Linked DNA regions of Homo sapiens: region 2 is linked to region 1. Evidence: read pairs that join two places in POLR2A ChIA-PET (ENCODE). Cell type or tissue: OCI-LY7. All regions are shown on one strand. Each heading gives the region's core, and the rest is flanking DNA. Links, peaks and the distances in the headings are about the cores only.

Region 1 (7,852 bases), core at 899-5,898:
CCATCACCGCTTCTTTTTGCTGTTTTATCTTTCTCGCTCTTTTTCAGTCATCCCACACTCTCTCTAGACTTTATTTAAACAAGTATGCATTCCTGCTTGCCGCGGGCCTGAAAAAACCATAACGATGTTGTATGTAAAAGAGCTGTCTGTGCCTCCAGGCATGAGGGCTTTTCGTGTATAATTCACATCATCCTCACAAAACTCCAATGAGCCAGCTACTTTTATCATCATCCCCATTTTCCAGGCAAGCAAACTGAGGCACAAAGAGACTAAGTCACTTGCCCAAGGACACATATCTAGTAAGGGACCACGTTGGGATTGGAACCCAGGCCTTCCACCTCTAAAGCCTGTGCACTTAATCCCCAAGCTGCATTCATCCCATTGTCGCCTGATCAAGCCCCACCTGTGTGTTCTTCATACCTTACCTTGCGTGTCATTGACTCCCCAGGACTGGACTTTCTGTCCATGTGTCCACTGCAAGGCCTCTGAGACCACAGCCCTCACTCTTATTTGTTGTTAGTGGTTTAATTCTGTCTCTCTGGTCCACACGCTCCAGGAGGGCACATTGATATCTCCAGCACTTAACCCAAGGCCAGCACGTAGCAGGTGCTCAGTGAACACGCTCTGAATTGGTGGACAGCTGGCTGAATGGTAACAAGACACAGAGATTCAATTGCTCCTCAAAGTCCACATAGCAAAGAAGGGGCTGGACCTGGACTCAGACCCAAGTTTTAGAAAAGCAGGTCCATGCTGGCCGCTGAGTCCCCTGCCCATCGAGAGCCACATGGAAATGTTTTGCTGGTGGAAGCCCGTGCACCCCCATCTGAGGGACAGAGGCACAGAGAGACTCCTTTTGTTGTTCCTCCCAGATTGCAAAAGCAGGAATAAAGGGAAAGAAGGGAAAATTTCCCAGCATGTGACCAGGAGGGTGTGCTAATTGTCTGCGGATGTTCGTAAAAGGCAAGAATCTGTCTCATTGTCAGGCGCTCTGGCGTTGGCCATATGGATTTATTTTAGTGGATTTTTGTGTTGTAGAGTTTCTGATAAACACAGGATGAGTCATTGCCTGCTTCTGCAATTGCACTCAAGCCTGAGCCACCCTCCTCAACACTCTGAGACCTCCTGAGAGCCAGGTTGCAATTTCTGGAAAATTCTACAGAGCGGCCTTGCTGCTCCTGGGGGCGGCTGATGGCCCGTTCCCCATGGGTGTCGCCTCCCTCCTCTGTGCCTTCTCAGCCTCGGTCCCGCGCTGGCCGTTTCCCTCCCATGTCAGTGGTTCTGTCGGTTTCACATGCATGCCCCCACTGAGACTGTTAAGTTCCTCTCCAGTAGCGGCTGGATTTTTTTTCATCTCGGTTTTTACAGAACCTGGTATCCCCACATGCCCAACATGCACCTGCTGAAGGATGAACCTGGAATTTCCTGTTTCCCATTGGTAAGCCTGGCTGGGAATCTGGGCTTAAAAGAATTCAGGCCGCCTTTGCTCTTCTCACCCACTCAGATTTTCATGGACAACAAGTTGGTGCAGCGAAAAGAATGAAGACTTGGGGTCAGACCAAATGGGGTTCAGATCCTGGCTCGGCGGCTGTGTGATGTGGGGTTAGCCAAGCTCTCCGAGTCCCAGTGTCTGTGTTTGTGCTCTTGGAATCAATCCCCACCTATTGGAGCTGCCGTGAGGGCGGAATCAGATGATGTGCGGGAGGCTGCGCACATCAGGCAGTTCTGTGGATGTTGGATGCCTTTCCTCTTTCCCCTCACCTGGGAAAAGAGAGGGATGGGCCCAGTCCTGAGGCATCCATTGGCTAAGGTAACTTTCTGTCATGCAGGGACCCAACCCAGTAGTGATTGACTTGAAAAAACTCAAGGCTGACTCTGAGCATTCTGGGGGCAGGGATTTTGTTTTTTTGTGTTTTGGTTTTTTAAACTTTCCGTAAGTGTTTGGGGTACAGGTGGCATTTGGTTGCATGAGTACGTTCTTTAGTGGTGATTTGTGAGATTTTGGTGCACCCATCACCCGAGCAGTGTACACTGAACCCAACGTGTAGCCTTTTATCCCTCACCTGCTTCCCACCCTTTGCCCTGAGTCCCCAAAGTCCATCATATCATTCTTAGGCCTTTGCGTCCTCGTAGCTTAGCCTCCACTTATGAGTGAGAACATGCGACGTTTGCTTTTCCATTAGGGGCAGGGATTTTATTTGCCTCCCCCTGCACACTAGGCTGACAGACAGTAAAATTGCTTAGGGCTGAGCTGGGTTCAAGAGGAGGGTTGTTGGGAAAGAGGGAGTGGGTCCCAGAGAGGAGCCCTCGAAGCAGGCCCCAGAGGCTGGTAAGCAGCCGCCACTGGCCCTTTGGAGAATGTTCACAAGGGCCTTTCTGCCAGCAAGCTTCAATTTTTTAATAAAGCAGCTGTCTTACCTTCAAAGTTTGGGAACCAGTAATGAGTGGGCATGTCTATGGGATTGAGAAACTCTCCACTCAAGGATCCCCTGGCTAAGGTGGAACAGGAGCCCCTAACTTGGGGTTTCACATGTTGTCATAGGAAACCCTAGAAATAGACTGGGGTTTCTTTTATTCCTTCTCCATTTGCATAAAAGTTGGCTGTGGCCCTTCCTGTCATCTTGGGAAGACGACTAAAGTTAAATAACATTGCTGGAAACAGAGGTCCAATGCTTAAGCCAGAGATGACAAATACTAGCACACAGGGCATAACTCAGCCCTCCCCTGCCTGTGGCAGACATACACAATCAATCACCGAATTCTCTATGCCATCCCTTGGCATACACAATCAATCGACAAATGCTCTATGCCATCCCTGGCAACATAGTCACAGTTCAGGGAACTTTCTGAATTGTGATCATTGTGATCATTTATATTAATAAACATCTTCTCTTTTAAAAAGGAGAAAACAACATAAAATATCTCGGCTAAAACATGTATCACTGCACTGTGTAAATATTCAGGACTCTGGAGATTGCATCTCAATTGTTTTATTTTCGTCCTATTTTATTTGAGTATAAACAATAAATATGTTGCAAATTATTAATGGAAAACCGTGTTTAAAAATTACAGCTATTATCGATCAATTGGATGAAATAATCGCTACAATCACTGGATAATTAGATCCTTCCTGGCCTAAGAGGAGGGTGCATGAGCTCTGGGATTGATTCTCTGCTCAACGGAGTCCCAGAACCAAGAGGAGAGATTCCTGAACCCTGGGGCAGCCACGTTGGCAATTTTAAGTTGCGGTAGCAGTCCATAGTCCCCCCAAGAAAGGAAGAAACTACATCCATTATAAATGCTTTTAGCTGAAGGTTACAGAAACCTTGACTAAAAGTTGCTTAAACTATGTTTTTTTCCCCCACTAAATAAAAAAATGCTGTGGTTGGTAGCACTGGACGGGTACAACAGTCCAAAAGCATCATCAGGAACCCAGTCTCTTTCCATCTTTCCAAGTTGGCATCCAGAGGTTGGTGGTTTGTTACTTCATGGTCACAAGATGGCTGCAGATGCTCCAAGCTCCACATTCCCATTTCAGGCAGGAAGAAGGCAGAAGAGATAGCGAGAGCAACATTTGTACTGCTTTAATCAGGAGATCTCCCGAGAGACTTCTACTTAAGTCTCACTGGCCAGAACAGGGTCACATGGCCACCCTTGCTACAAGAGAGGCTGAGAAAGCGAGGAACAGGATATCCTGGGTGGCTTAAGCCATTAGTTCATGATCCTTCACCTGGGGCTGAGTATACTGTTACTCTGAACAAGCAGGGGCTCTGTTAGCAGGAAAGGAGAGCCTGGAAATTGAGTAGACAGCTAATAGTGTCGTGACTGACTCACGAGAAGACCATGCCCCAAGTCCCTTTGAGCCATGATAGGCATGAATAACAGAGCTATGGATGACTTTATGGTTCCTTGTTCATTGATTCCCTCAACACATATTTAATCAGTATCTAGTGGATATGAGAAATTGTGCTAGGATAAGAAAAGAAGTGCAGAATTATTTAGGAACATGTAACAGAGATGGAGGACAACACAGGAACTTTCTCGGGAAAGTGACAGCTAAGCCAAGAGAAGAAATGAGTAACAGCTGGTTGTGATGGCACATGCCTATAATCCCAGCTACTCGGGAGGCTGAGGCAGGAGGATCTCTTGAGCTCAGGGGTTCAAGGCTGCAGTGAGCTATGATTGTGCCGCTGTACTCCAGCCTGGGTGACAGAGCAAGACTCTGTCTCTGAAAAAAAGAAAAGAGTAACAGTTTGCCAGCTTGTCCCTTGTCCTGTGTGCATGTGTTTATTGGGGTAGGGAGGTGGATTTGTGAGAGGGGCAGACTGGAGGAGAGACGACTGTTACAGGCAGACAGAATGATGTGTGTGAAGGTCTTGATTGTCAAAGAAGCGTGACAAATTTTCAGAGATCAGAGGAGGCTAGTGTGGCCAGAGCATAGAAGGTAAGCCTGGAAAGACAGGCAGACACTGGATAGTGAAGGACCATATGAGCCAACCTGAGTTTAGACTTCGTCCAAAGGTCATGTCTGCCCCAGCCCTGTTCAGGGGCAGTCCCAGGCCCTAGGCTTTGCTAGTGGGAAGCAGGTAAAAGCAGCACTAGCCACTAGCCCCCACTAGCAAGTGGTCAACACATGAGCCTTCTTTGTGGCTATAGTAATCAGTTCTTTCTTCTTTGTGGCTATAGTAATCACAGTTAAGGGTGGGGAAAATGGTTTAATAATAACAGGTGTTGGGGGAGTAGTTATAGCTACATATTATTAAAAAGGCCAAAGGTAGCTGGCTTCAGGCACAGCTGGATCCAGGGGCTCAAGTCGTGTCATCATGAATCTGTCTCTCTTTTTCTAGACTCTTTCTTCCTTTGTGTTGGCTTCACTCACAGACAGGCTTTCCCTGAGCCGTAGCAGGTGGCCATGAGAAGCTCCAGACTTATGTTCTATAAACCTTGGGCCAGAGGGAAAAATGACAGTCCCAGCAAAGGTCCTAGGAGAACTCTCCTTGGCCCAACTTGGGTGACGTGTTCATCCCTGAATGTATCACAGAGAACAAGGGATGCTGTGCTTTAATTGTCAGGCCTGAGTCAGGTGCCCAGCCCTCAGGAGCCTGCAGAGTGAGCCAAGAGAGAAGGGGCGTATTAGTCCATTCTCACACTGTTGTAAAGAACTACCTGAGACTGGGCAATGTATGGAGAAAGGAGGTTTAATTGACCCACAGTTCTGCAGGCTGTACAAGAGGCACGGCTGGGAGGCCTCAGGAAACTTACAATCATGAGGAAGGCGAATGGGAAGCCAGTCTTCCCATGGCAGAGCAGGAGAGAGAGAAAGAGAGTGAAGGGGGAGTGCTACACACTTTTAAACAACCAGATTTCATGAGAACTCTATCTCAAGACAGCACCAGGGGGATGGTGCCAAACCATTAGAAACCACCACCATGATCTAATCACCTTCCACCAGGACCCTCCCACAACACTGGGGATTACAGTTCAACATGAGAGTTGGGTGGGGACATAGCCAAACCATATCAAGGGAGAAATGTGGATGCTGTCATGTTCAGGTGGACTGAGCACCAGGCAGTCCCTGCAGCCTCATTCTTACCTCACCCATCAATGTCAGGATGTGCCTGTTCCCCCAGCTCCAGCCCTTCTCTACCTCTTCATGCTGTGCATCCCATCTGATGACCCAGGCGCTCTCTCCCACTTTTAGTAGAGACAGGGTTTCACCATGTTGGCCAGGCTGGTCTCGAACTCCTGACCTCAGGTGAGCCACCTGCCTTGGCCTCCCAAAGTGCTGGGATTACAGGCGTGAGCCACCACGCCTGCCCAATTCTCTTGTTTTTGCTCATGCCCATTCCCTTGTTTTTGCTTATGCCCATTTGGCTTCAGGTACAGCTGGATCCAGAGGCTCATCCCTGATGGATCACAGAGAAAACCCTCGGTTGTCCTCCACCCAGGATGGAACTGCTTCTAACTGTTCTGGAGAATTCCTGGCAATCCCAGTTCCTCTGCTGCTGCTGCTGCTGCTGCTTCTGCTGCTCCCAAGAAAGTGGGACGCCTCCCTTCCTGTACTCTTCCCTTCCCTGACCTGGCAGAGCCCAGCCAACAGCATTGGTCAGTTCTGCCTTTGATAAAGAAAAATGTCGAAGTTTCCCTCTGTCACATAAAATGAAGATGTGGGTGCTGTGTGTTGCTTTCCGTTCAGCAGTTTCTCAGCGGCCTGGCCAGCACACCACCATGAAGGCATTGATTTATTCCATCTAATACACAGCACTGCTTATTAGTGCTCTCAATCTGACAAGAAATATTGAGCCTACCGCCGAGGTTTTACAAAAATATGAATACATCCCTATCTGGACTCTGAGCTAAGAGAGCATTTTGCCCACTGAATGGGAAACCGAGACAGGGAAATGACAAGCGACTGTGCTGAGGCTCGGGTGGGCCCTGCTTGTCCTTCATTGCCTCCTCCAGCTTATCTTGCCTGGACGCCTCCTCTGAAATCCTCACTGTATTATTCAGGACTCTGGGTTGCGAGTGACAGAAACCCAACTCAAATGAGCATGAGCAAAAACAAGGGAATTGGCTGGGCTTAGTGGCTCACACCTGTACTCGCAGCACTTTGGGAGGCCGAGGGAGGTGAATCACCTGAGATCAGGAGTTCGAGACCAGCCTGGCCAACGTGGTGAAACCCCATCTCTATAAAAGTACAAAAAAATTAGCCAGGCATGGTGGCAGGCACCTGTAATCCCAGCTACTTGAGAGGCTGAGGCAGGAGAATCACTTGAACCCAGGAGGCAGAGGTTGCAGTGAGCAGAGATCGCACCATTGCGCTCCAGCCTGGGCAACAAGAGCGAAACTCCATCTCAAAAAAAAAAAAAAAGACACACACACTCACAAGAGAATTTACTAAGCTACAGGCATGGCTGAATCTGCCACACCCCACACCCCCCACGTCTCTCTATCTCTGGGATCTGCTGTGCTGTGGTGGAGGGGACTTCATTCTTAAGCAGGGCCTCTCCCATCTTAGCCCCTGGAATTTGCAAAACACATCCTTACTGCTCAGCAGCTTCGACAGAGAGAGGATGACTCTTTCCCAGACTTTTCAGTAGACATCCTGGGAGTAATGTTCACTATCTTTGATTGGATCAGTTTTGATCTTGGATCTAGGGTCTAGGCTAAGGGTGTCCAAAATCTTTTGGCTTCCCTGGGCCACACTGGAAGAAGAATTGTCTTGGGCCACACATAAGATACACTAACACTGACGATAGCTGATGAGCTAAAAAGAGAAAGAAAGAAAATCACAATGCCCTAAAAAAGTTTACAAATTCGTATCGGGCTGCATTCAAAGCCATCCTGGGCTAATGCACAGCCCACGTGCCCTGGGTTGGACAAGTATGGTCTAGACCAATCCCGCCACTTGATTCTGCCTGGCCCACAACCTAAGAATGCTATTCACACATTTAAATGGTTGAAAAAAAACAAAGGAAGAGCAATATATCATGACCTGTGAAAGTTACATGAAATTCACGTTTCAGTGTCCATAAAGACTTATTGGAACCCAAGCGTGCTCATTCCTTTAGGGCTTGTCGAAGGCCGCTTTTGTGCTACAGTGGCAGAGTTGAATAGTCAAGGTGGACTATATGGCTTGCACAGCTGAAAAGATATTTATTCATCTAAAATTTTATTTTAAAAATTGATAATGAATAATTTACTTAATCATAAATAAAAGATAAAATTAATATTCTATTTACTCATCTTTATAGAAGAAGCTTGCCAACCCCTGGTCTAGACTGTGTAGCCAGTGAGATGCCTCAGTCGAGTGCCCATCCTTGGAGTGGGTTGAGGCAGAGGGAGTGAACCACTC
Region 2 (6,678 bases), core at 1,520-6,519, 280 kb after region 1:
TCTAAAGGTTTGTTGGTTTTGTTGACAGAGCCCAGATTTGACCTTGGGGCTCTCTAACTCAGGCCTGAGTCCTAAACCCCTAAACCACATGGATCCTTAGGGAGCAGCTGGGCCACTCCCCATGTTATACAGGTGGGGAAACTGAGGCTTAAGGAAAAATTGTGCATGTATGGCAGGGTCCAGGTGTCCTGGGCTGCTCTTCCCTATTGGAGGCTGACACCCAAGCTGTTCTCAAAGTGAGGCCCACCCCACAGACCCTTGCAGCAGAATCATTGAAGCTATTGTAAAATGCAGATTCCCTGGTCCTGCCTCAGACTTGCAGGACAAGTATCTGCTGGCAGAGCACAGGACTCTACATTTTTAGCATTTTGGGGTGCTTCTTACAGAGACAATGTTTGATAAGAACTCTGTTTTAGGCCAGGCATGGTGGCTCATGCCTGCAATCTCAGCACTTTAGGAGGCGGAGGCAGGAGGATTGCTTGAGTCCAGGAGTTCAAGATCAGCCTGGGCAACATAGCGTGACCTTTTCTCTACTAAAAATTAAAAAAATTCCCTGGAGGTGGTGGAGTGCACCATATAATCCCAGCTACTCAGGAGGCTGAGGCTGGGGATTACTTGAGCCCGGGAGTGTGAGGCTGCAGTGAGCTATGATTATGCCACTGTACTCCAGCCTGGGTAACAGAGCAAGGGTCCATCTCTACAAAACAGAAAAACAAAACAAAACCCTCCTCCAGGAGCCATGAATCAAAAGACACAGGAAAAAGCCTTTTCTCCTCAGAATTATCCCCTTTCCCTGACTTCCCTTCTGGAGCCACATGATCTGTAACAAACTTTTTTCTGAGCCCTGGAGAGATGGCTCTAGCTGAATATTAGCAGGCATTTGTGTATCTGATTAAACTCTTGACCACTCATGAGGTGACAGGTGTGTTCAGGACTAAGACTAGTCAGGGAGCACCAGAGAAGGGACTGGTGGGGACAAATAGGGTGGGTTCTTATGTTGTGGTGGGGCAGGGACTTCTTCAAGAATGAGACGAAATCAATGAACCTCTCAATGATAAGATAAGAGGGAAATGACTCTGTCCAGGCTCCACATTCACCAAGAGCTTATGGGTCCCAATATGACGTCATCTCTAGTCTCTTCCCACAACTTTGACAATGCACATGACCCAAAGGCGCCAAGGAGAAGTCTCTGCCATGGTCTCATGGTATCTGCTTTGACACACACTGACTTCCTGCATCTCCCGATAAACCTTGGTCCGGCGCCAACAATGTGTCAGTCATAGGACTGTTCTTTAAGGACCTGGAGAATAAAACCAGTGGGCAGGAAGGATGCAGCAAGGAGCAGAGGTACCCAAAGGCAGCTGCCAGGGGATCGGAGGAGTCAAAACAAACAAAAAAAATATGCCTTGAAGGCAATATGGCCTGTCACTAAAACAGAGTCAGGGACAGGACACACAAAGGAGCAGGACTGGAACCAGAGCAGGACTGGAACCCAGGTCTCTACTCCTAGTCAGAAGCTCTTTCTGGAACTGATCTCTCTCCCCTGGGATCTAAGCTAGAATAGTGCCCCTTTTGCCATAAAAGCCACCCTCCACAGTCATTGAACACCTGCTGTGAGCAGGCACTTGGGTGATCCATGTCCTGCCTTCACGAAGCTTACAGAGATGGGAGAAGACCTCATAGGTGGATGGTGTGGAGTTCCAGCCCAGGGCCTGCTTCCACTCCAGGTTTTCTCTCTTTCCCTTTTTTAATAGATCTCTGAGGGTCTCTGCTCATCCAAGAAAGGCTTTGGCTCCCATCCAGGCAAGAAACTGGTTTCATAGACAACTAGGTGAAGACATAAACCCATCCAGAATGCCTTGTGGCACTCTAGCCCCAGGCAACCCAAGTTCAAATCCCAGCAGCACCAATCCTGGCTGTGTGACCCTGGGCAAGTTACTTAACCTCTCTGAACTGTACTTTCCTCATTTGTAAAATGAGTATGGTAATCACTATCTGCCACCCAAAGAGTTGATGGCAAGATGAGATAAGACAATGCATAAAGCAATTGGCAAAGGAACCAGTACATCATAAGACACCCAATAATATAAATATTAGTGATTTATTCCAAACCCACCCCTAGCCCCACCACCGCTGCCTCCCATTCCTCCTCTGCAGGGCAATGGCTGCAATGTGGTTTCGAGCCCCAGCATCACTGCTTTCTTGCTGTGTTGAACATGAGCTAGTGGTTTTAGGTTTTACTCTCTGAGCCTCAGTTTCTTCCTCTGTAATAGGGGAATATGACTCATACCGACCTTGTAGCTTTGTTCCAAAGGTTCAGTGAGGCAAATTGTATGCAGCCTGCTTGATACATAGATGCCCGGCAGTAACTGAGAGCTTCTGCCCCTGCCTTCATCTGGAGGCAGAAGAATCTCCATGCAGTCAATTTCCTCTGGAGTAGCTGCATAGGAGTCCCCTTCTGTCAGTTTGCTCCAGCGTTCTCATTAGCATTTCAATGGAGAAGAACAATTCCATTACAAACTCAAATAGACTTGACCCTCAAACACATAGAATGAGAGAACCTTGTCACCTGTCCCACCTCCTCGGCTGACAGGCTTCCCAAGACATTGGCAATGGAAAACATTTATTCTCTGGTCACTCAGCAGGCCGCTGGAATGGGGGTGGAAGGACACATTGAGCTTAGATGAGATTCTGTCCCACCCCACCCTCAAACCATCCCTGAAATGTGAGCCCAAACTCCAGGCACTGGGTCAGCTGAGTGCCCAGAGGCGTGGGCCTGTGTGCAATGGGACCCAGCGGGGCCTTTGAGGCCACATTCTGGCTCCTCCGCCATCATCGTGTGATTTTAGACAAGAAATTTACCCTCTCTGAGCCACGGTTTTTTCAGCTTGCAATGGGGATGATCACTCCTTCTTCCCAGGGCTTTGCAGAGGGTTTGCTGAGCCACCGTGGTGAGGAGCTGACAGTGTGCCCAGCACGTAGTGGGTGGCCCTCGAGTACTCTTTCCTTCCCATTCATTTTCTCCAGCACAGCATCTTGTGCCTCTCTGCCCTTGTAAATCCTTGGTTAATGGGTTGAGACTCAATGCTCGGGCTGGCCCACCTGGTGGAGGCTGACTCCCAACCCCCAACCTTCCTTCCTGCACCATGATGCCTATTTAGTGCCCAGGGTTCTCTACATTGACTCAGGAGAGTCCAGTGAGATGCCCCATTCTCCATAACGTTCCCTCATCAAAAGTTCCCCTTCTAACGTACCATTTCCTCGAGGTCTAAGTGACTAGAAATACTTAATAGGTCGGTTCAAAGCTTCCAAAGACCTTGGCCCTGTGCTTGGCTTATGCCCTGGAGTTTTCGTGTTTTCATCTTATCCAAAGGCCTAGATGGGGGGATTTCAGCCACTGTGGAAAAAATAAGGAGGGAGGATATTTTGGCACACTGGAGGCCAAGGTCACCCCGTATTCCTTTGTCTACAGAAAGACAACCACTTTCTGTGCATAGGGTAGCTTGTTAAGACCAGGGCTGGCCAGGCACGGTGGCTCACACTTGTAATCACACCACTTTGGGAGGTCGAGGCCGGTAGATCACTTGAGCCCAGGAGCTGGAGACTAGCCTGGGCAACATGGCAAAACCCGGTCTCTACCAAAAATACGAAAATTAGCTGGGTGTGGTGGCGTGCACCTGTAGTCCCAACTGCTTGTGAGGCTGAGGTGGGAGGATCACCTGAGCCCAGTAAGCCAAGATTGCACCACTGCACTCCAGCCTGGGCAACAGAGCGAGACCCTCGCTCAGAGGAAAAAAAAGATCAGGGCTGCTTACTGGACTTTATCGTACAGATGAGGAAACTGAGGCCCAGTAAGGTGTTTTACTCGCACCAGAACATATGGAGGGAATAGCTGAGCAGGAACTCCAACCACGTCTGTGTCCCCAAAGCCTTTGGCCACAGTAAGATGTAATTGTAGCAATTACTCTTTCTATTGTTACTCAGAGCTTAATGTTTATGTGTGTGTATATGTATGGGTATGTATGGGTATGTGTGTGTGTGTGTATATATGTGTATGTGTGTTTGTATGTTTGTGTATGTGTTTATATGTGTGTATATGGGTGTATGTGTATGTTTGTGTATGAGCGTGTTTGTGTGTATATATCTGTGTGTATGTGTGTTTGTGTTTGTATGTTTGTGTCTGTATGTCTGTGTATATATGTGTTTGTGTGTATGTGTATGTGTGTGTTGTATGTGTATGTATGTGTATGTGGTGTTTGTGTATGTTTATGTGCGTGTATATATGTGTGTATGTGCATGTGTGTGCTTGTGTGTATATGTGTTTGTGTATGTTTGTGTATGGGTGTGTGTGTGTGTGTGTTTGTGTATGTGTTTGTATATGTGTGTTTGTATGTTTGTATGTTTATGTGGGTATATGTGTGTTGTGTATGTATGTGTAGATGGTGTTTGTGTATGTGTGTATATATATATGTGCGTGTGTGTGCCTGTGTGTGTATGTGTGTATATGTATGTGTGTATGTGCGTATTTGTGTGTGTATTTGTGTATGTGTCTGTGTATTTGTGTATGTGTGTGCATATGTGTTTGTGTGTGTATATGTGTGTTGTGTATGTGTGTATGTTTAGGTGGTGTTTGTGTGTGTTTGTGTATGTGTATATATGTATATGTGTATGTGCACTTGTGTGTGTATATGTGTGTATGTTTGTGTGTGTGTATATGTATGTGTGTATTTGTGTATTTGTGTGTGGGCATATTGTATATGTGTGTATGTTTGTGTGTATGTGTGTATATGTAGTGTGTATTTGTGTGTTTGTGTGTGTCTGTGTATTTGTGTGTGCGCATATGTGTTCATGTGTATTTGTGTATGTGTGTATTTGTGTGTGTTTGTATGTTTGTGTATTTGTGTGTGTATGTATGTGTGTGTATTTGTGTGTTTGTGTGTATGTGTTTGTGTGTGTGCATATGTGTTTGTGTGTGTGTGTGTGTGTATCCTCTCATTTAGTCCTCACAATGACCTGCCGAGGAAGTTCTGTTATTAACCCCACTCTGCTCAGCACGCGGCCCAGGCCATGCCAACGCTAAGGCACTGAGCCAGGCTGCTGACGTGGAGCCCACACGTGCGACCACTGTCCTACCCTAAATCCCAAAGTGGGAAGGCCGTGGTCTAGACCTTGATCCCAGAGGCCCAAGTTCAATTTCCATCCCTGCCACTGGGTGTCTTGTGTATCTTTGGACAAGACACACCCCCTCTTTGGTCTTCTGTCTCTTCAGTGAAAATAAGAGATGGGACCCTGAGGCTCTCCCAGGCTTATTTGACTGCTAGTGTTCCAAGAGCTGGGGGATCCAGCACCCCTCTGTGCCAGAGAGCAAACAGCCAGCTACCTGAGTTTACATTTTTTGGCTTCTGCAATTACAGCTGCTTCCCCACTGGACCTGGGGAATTTCGCCTCCAGGTGGAGCAGAGGGGCCATTCATGAGGGCATTTCCTGACCCACCACTGAGCAAGGCCCTCCCTGTTATGTGGAAGCCTGTGGAACCCAAGAGTTTGAGAACGTAGCTCATTTGCCATTCAATCAGTGCTGTCTCCTACACACCACTCCCCTCCCTTGAACTTTCTCAGCAAAATTTGCCCCAGAAGAAGAACTTCTCTGAGGCAGCTTAAAAGATGCTAGAAGGTTCTGTTGTTGTTGTTTGTTGTTGTTGTTGTTGTTGTTGTTTTAAACAGAGTCTTGTGCTGGAGTGCAGTGGTACGATCTCGGCTCACTGCAACCTCCACCTCCCAGGTTCAAGTGATTCTCCTGAGGTTCAATCTTAGCCTCCGAGTAACTGGGATTACAGGTGTGCACCACCATGCCCAGCTAATTCTTTTTGTAATTTTAGTAGAGATGGGTTTTGCCATGTTGGTCAGGCTGGTCTCGAACTCCTGGCCTCAAGTGATCCACACGCCTTGGCCTCCCACAGTGCTGGGATTACAGGCATGAGCCACCATGCCCGGCCTAGAAGTTTCATTTCTTTCAATGAGTCTACCTCCGTGGTGACTTCTGGCTCCAGGCCGGGCCTCTTGCCCCAAATCTGTTTATCCACAGCATTGATATGCAGACTTTTTCTGTATAAGGCCAGATAGTGAATATGTTACGATCTGGGAGCCATATGATCTCTGTCAAAAGTCTACAACTCTGTCCTTATAGCAACAAGACAGCAGCCATAGACAACACATAAGCAAATGGGCACTGCTGAGTTCCAATAAAACTTTATTTATAAAATCAGTCGGCCAGCTGGATTTGACCTGCAGGCAGGCTGTAGTTGGCCAAATCCTAACAGAAGCTTCCATGCTTTTGCACAAAGAAGGGAGTCATGGGGGCAGCTTCAGGCAGAAAGCCAGGTGGGGGACACAGATTGCAAATTCAGAGCAGGGGAGACTCCTCATGCTTCTCCAAGCACAACTAATTAGCTACCATGCTGAGATTCTCATCTGGAGTCTGTTGCAGTAAGGTTCACAGTACACTGAAGAGTTAAGATCAAGACTTTGGAGTGTCAGAAGCCTGAGTTCAGATCTTGATTCTGCCGCTAACAGCTGTGTCGTCTTGGGCAAATTGCTTGCTGTCTCTGGCCTCCTTTCCCTGTAATGCTGGGCTGGCAGTCCCAAGCCCCAGGCATGTTGTGAGAATCACGCTTATAAA

Evidence for each region. ChIA-PET counts read pairs that join two places held together with the same protein. Peaks named below come from ENCODE experiments on the same cell type or tissue, not always from the same donor. Only the 100,000 strongest peaks of a DNase experiment are listed, where the experiment ranks them.
Region 2: POLR2A ChIA-PET joins it to region 1 with 11 read pairs; 2 of 35 experiments call an interaction of 5 or more read pairs at or near these places.

Annotation. Positions count from the first base shown.
Region 1 is chr1:14,825,344-14,833,195 of GRCh38, forward strand. The region is part of intron 1 of KAZN (kazrin, periplakin interacting protein); the gene reads left to right. It overlaps LOC124903848 (a long non-coding RNA gene), which reads right to left and starts at 7,721. Exons shown (of 3, transcript XR_007065476.1): 1 at 426-7,721. RefSeq lists an enhancer at 673-1,213. In OCI-LY7, for the core only: no CTCF peak of the experiment used is centred there; a DNase peak (open chromatin) is centred at 3,638.
Region 2 is chr1:15,105,583-15,112,260 of GRCh38, forward strand. The region is part of intron 13 of KAZN (kazrin, periplakin interacting protein); the gene reads left to right. TMEM51-AS1 (TMEM51 antisense RNA 1) reads right to left here. Exons shown (of 5, transcript NR_027136.1): 5 at 6,233-6,678. Among named protein-coding and RNA genes, the nearest start is that of TMEM51-AS1, 44 kb to the right of the region's middle. RefSeq lists an enhancer at 6,282-6,678. In OCI-LY7, for the core only: no CTCF peak of the experiment used is centred there; no DNase peak of the experiment used is centred there.